Regions from separate parts of the Mus musculus genome. Here region 2 is linked to region 1. A link is a loop called in an ENCODE intact Hi-C map of the cell type or tissue named here. Cell type or tissue: gastrocnemius. All regions are shown on one strand.

Region 1 (2,500 bases):
CCTGGATGGAATGTCCATCCTTTTCTCCTTCTCCTTTCTGAGAGGATTTCAGACTCCCTTAAAGGATGTTTTGTAACTTTACTCACTGTGAAGAAAGGACACAGGCAGGTCCATCCCATCTCCTCTTCCCTCCCTAGAGGCAGCTTACCAGATGACAGATCTCCCCAATTCCTTTTTTCTTTGTTAGGGAACATTGTGCTTCTAAGAAAGAGGAGCCAATAAGTAGAAGAAGTTAGCATGGAGAAGTGGCCACACTTTTGGTCTATCAGCTAGTATGTATTTATCTCTCTCAAGCATTGCTTTGGTCTATATCACTATCTTCTACAACTTGGTCTTCCTAAAGCCCATACAGGGTTATTTATAATTAACTAATCAATACTAATTAGGAGATATTAGTGCAGACTTGACAAGAAATTTAAGGTCTTTGGAATCACACTAGGAAAGATTGAAATGAATGCATTAATTTTTCAGTTGTTTTTAGATAATTCTGCATATATACACATACAGTATCAACCACTCCAGTCCCCACCTGCCTTCGACCCCTACTAACCACAATCCTCCTCACAAATCTCTCTCTCAAGTTAGTGGCTGTTTGCTTTGGTTTTTTTTTTTCCCACTGTGATTAACCAGGGTCACTTGTATGATCATGGCTTTAGAGTCATTCCCCGGAGCATCCTGGACTCAGCAGTGGGCACACGACTGACAGTAATGGGTTCTACCTCCTAGACTCTATCAATTGCCAATAGTTCAGAGGAAAAGGGTCATTTGAGCCACCTCTCCTTTCCTTAACTAATTTTTGATAGGGTCAGTGTTGTGTCAACTCAGTGCAGGTAACTACAGTTTTTATGAGTTCGTGATTGCCAATGGTCATATCTCATAGAGAGAATAGCATTTCACAGCCCTTCACCATGCCTCCAACTCCTTTGTACTTCCCACCCCATTTTCTTCAGTGTTCCTGGAGCTCCCGCGAGGAAGTGGTTTGGACATCTTATTTGATCTGGGCCCACAGCCCTTACCTAATGATTGCATTAATTTCAGTGATGTATTTTATCTATCTAAGAAGATTTAGGATAATAGTAATTCAAACTGTAATCAATATAACGTTATTGGAAAGAACACTTACACTTTTTTGGTACTGTCCTCTGAATCCTATAAATATTTTACATGTATGACCTGTCACTTATATTACTCAAATTCCAGACACTTTGTGGGCTGTTATGTAACATAAACCTTGTTAGATAGCCCCTGCCTATCTCATTGGTATATATGCACCCACGTCTGTGAACTACATATGATTTTATTATTATTTAAATATTCTGAGTAAGGGCAGATAGTTCCAGAGTTGCTGGTAAGCCAACTTTTGTTGTTTTTGAAATGCAGGCTCTGTGTCCTCAGGCTGTCTGCGGCTTGATCACCAGCATGAGCAGGTGCCTGAAAGACAGCGCCCTCTGGCGTCTCTGCTTGGATTAGCGAGTCATTTTCAGGCTGCTGAAAATGCACTATAAGCATTTCTTCTACAAAAGAAGGGAAGGGGGTAAACCGACAGGAAGGCAGGCTGGCTGCTAACAGCTTTAGATACTGAGTTGGAGAGGTGGAGTCCTGAATAAGCAGCCTTTGATATGGGCAGGAGAGAAACCTGAGGTTCCCACAATGGAGTTTATAGCATCTTCATCCCTTAGAGTGTGGTTGAGCACTTTCCATTGGCTTCGAATGCAATCAAGAAACCTGGGCATGAGTGCTGTGAAATTTGGTACCCACTGTTTTTTTTAGAATATATTTTCTATTTTTAACTGACTGTGGAGCAATCACACCTCCATGTGCACACAAGAAGTGCAACGTAGACTCATTCTTAAGTATACAGTTTCTATTTATCCAGTAGCTCCCGTGGCGAGGCTTCTTCGATTTGAATGATATCAGGAAGTCATGGTGGTTGGTGCTGATTTCAAGATTGTCCGGTTTTCCCGAGATAGGCACAATTTCTGCAAATGCCCAGCAGTAAACTCTCAATTATGTTTCCAAAGGACTGTGTTAGGCAGCTGCCTCGGACCACTTTCAAGTCCAAAATCTCTGCCTTCTCCACCAAGCCGCAGTATCGATTTCTGCCAAAGGCTCTGGTCTGCGTGTGTTCCAGCCGCTGACACCTTTGCAATCATTGTGCATTCGGGTCATAGGCTCGGGAGGTGTTGTCTGATTGACAGCCCTTTATAAATCTTTTATTTGCTTGTTTCTGTCAGGGCACAATTCAATCTCAGAATTCTTTCTGGTGACTTTGCAAGCAGGACTAACAATATCCCCGAAAGGGAGATGTGATTTTTGCCATAACTCAAACAGATTCTCCAGTCTCTGGGCTAAGTGTCAGAGCCAAGATCTGATTATAAATTATTTTTTACAGTGTGAGGAAGAAAGAGACTCTTGGTCTTGGCTTTGGTTCTTTGCTAAATTGTACAGGCTGAGTGAAGGAGGCTTGAGTGTGAGTGGGGTTTCTCTGCCTTGCTTTAGT
Region 2 (2,500 bases), 910 kb before region 1:
AGGTACATTTGCAGGAGGAGTGCTGTGACTGGATTACACAGAAGAACTTTATTTAGCTATCTGAGGAATCTCCGTATTGGTTTCTGTAGGGGTTGATCTAGTTTAGCTGCCACCAGCCATGTATAAGGGTCCCTTTTGTTATTTGTGTTCTTGATGATTGTCATTTTGATTGAGTTGAGATGGAATTTTCAATGTAGTTTTAATTTTCATTTTTCTGCTGGCTACAGTAAACTTTCTTTTTTTCTTTCCTCCTTCTCCTTCTTCTTCTCTTCTTCTTTGTCTTCATTGTCTTTCTCTTCTTCCTTTTCTGCTTTCTTCTCACTCTTCTTCTTCCTCTTTTTCTTCTTTCTCCTCCCCCTCCTATTTCCCCTCTCTCTTTTCCCCCTCCTTTTCTCCTCTCCTCTTCTTCTGTTTGTCCCCCCCCCAAGACTTGGCTGGCCTTGAACTCACAGAGATCCTCCTGCCTCTGCCTCCTGAGTGCTGGGATTAAAAGCATGCACTACCATGACTGCTTTTTAGAGTAAACTTCCTCTCCATATGTGCATTGGCCATTTATAGTAAGATATGAAGAAGGTCTCTTAAGTGGATGTGTAAGTGAAATAAATTTAAGTATTTCACTATTCCACAATGTAAAAATTTGAAAGGCAACATTAGGAAGATAGTGAGTAAAAAGTGGTGATTCCCAGACTCTGGAGAAATAGAAAGAGTCAAGAGACGAAACAGGTGACTAAACATCTAAATAATTTATTATCATTGCATGTGAAAATGTTTATGTGTGGTTCACATATGCCACGATGCACATGTGTCGTTCTGAGGACAATTTTCCACCTTTATATGCATTCTGGGGACCCCAGGCTTGATGGTAAGTGCCTTTACTGGGCTGAGCCAAACTAAAGGAGGTGATTTCTAAGGCAGTGGAACTATTCTCTATGATACTACAATGGTGGATACATGAAATCCTTCACAACCCATGGATGCATACAGCTTTATAGTATATGTACTATAAATGTCAGTCAATAATAGCTGTTCAGCATTGTTTCATTACCTTTAACATTTGGGTCCTCAGAGGAATTATAAGCAGTAGGGGAAATTACACGAGGGAGAGGTATAGATAGGGCTTTGTACTGTTTAATCTTTCTGTAAGTCTAAAACTCTTGTAAGAATAATGTCAATAACAGCCCTCCCAATCTACATATGTATATCTTTATCTATATCTATATCATCTCTATATATCTGTCTCTGTGTACCCAATTTCAACTTGCTGACAACATACTCAGAAATGAAACATTTCAGTTTTGAAATAATCAGGTTGTCCAAAAGAGGGCGCCAAAGACTTACAAAGGCATCATCTTTGTTTATGCAAAAAGAAATGAAGTAGTGAGATAGACTCAAGGGTGGAAGGGTGGGGGCTCTGACTCAAGATCACATAGGACACGTGCGCCTCTTTCCTGTGGCTTCTGTCCTTCTTTAGAGTGGGTAAGTACTTTGCCCTATTTATTTCCTTTATTTTTGGGAGTCAGTCTCTAGCTCAGGGTGACCTTGAACTTGCTATGAAGCTGAGGCTGACCTTGAACTCCGGATTCTTCTGTTCTCACTCCCAAGTGTTTGGAATACCACTGTGGGACATTAATACCTCTCAGTCCCTTGTTTGCTCTGGTTTCGGATCTTTGGGAAGTGTAACAGCGTAATCTACCCTGTTGATGCCCTGCTGACATCAGCGCTGATCCTGGCTTTGAAGAGACCCCCAGAAGGCTGGAGAGATGGCTCAGTGGTTAAGAGGACCCTGCAGCTCTCAACAGCCGTGACAGCTGCACACAGACACACAGGTAAATAAAAATTAAAAAATTAACACACATAAATAAAAATTAAAACAAATTAAAAGGAAGATTCAGACATGTAAGCCAAATAAACTCTTTACTCTCTCAATCTGCTTTTGGCCATGGTTTGCCACAGCAACAGAAGGCAAACTGGGAAAAGTGTGTGTGTGTGTGTGTGTGTGTGTGTGTGTGAGAGAGAGAGAGAGTCAGAGTCAAATAATACACTTAGCTTTTCTTCAAAACAACTACAGATATGACTTATTCAATTGGGTTTGAACAGGAAAATTCATAATTCAAATTCTAAAATTCTAATTTCCTCATTTTTATTTATTAAAAGATTTGCATTTATTTAATTTTATCTGAATGAGTTCAAAAGAGGGATCCCCCAAAGCTGGTGTTGACATGGTTGTGAGCCACCATGCAGGTGCTGGGAATTGAACCCTGCTCTCAGTAGGAGCAACAAGTGCTCTTAACCCCTGAGCCATCTCTCTAGCTGCAAATTCCAGCTTTTAAGAATTAGCATATTGCACTCGCGTCGGCAGCACACATACTAAAATTGGAACAATACAGAGAAGATTAGCATGGCCTCTGCTCAAGGATGGCACAAAAATTCGTGAGGCACTCCATATTTTTTTGGGTAGCGAGTAGGATGTAAAGTGAATAAGTAAAAAAAAAAAAAAAAA

What was found. Hi-C counts contacts between places; a loop is a spot of excess contacts. Peaks named below come from ENCODE experiments on the same cell type or tissue, not always from the same donor. Only the 100,000 strongest peaks of a DNase experiment are listed, where the experiment ranks them.
Region 2: it touches region 1 in a loop (10-fold over the local background); 16 of 42 quality-filtered maps call a loop at or near these places.

The regions. Positions count from the first base shown.
Region 1 is chr8:112,971,187-112,973,686 of GRCm38, forward strand. No RefSeq gene overlaps it. Among named protein-coding and RNA genes, the nearest start is that of Gm45904, 50 kb to the left of the region's middle. In gastrocnemius, a CTCF peak has its summit at 1,451 (motif pointing left); a DNase peak (open chromatin) is centred at 1,453.
Region 2 is chr8:112,060,162-112,062,661 of GRCm38, forward strand. Gm36671 (a long non-coding RNA gene) reads left to right here and starts at 1,411. Exons shown (of 3, transcript XR_388036.3): 1 at 1,411-1,476; 2 at 1,603-1,826. Gm22827 (a small nuclear RNA gene) reads left to right here and starts at 2,344; the gene lies at 2,344-2,450. In gastrocnemius, a CTCF peak has its summit at 1,322 (motif pointing right); a DNase peak (open chromatin) is centred at 1,387.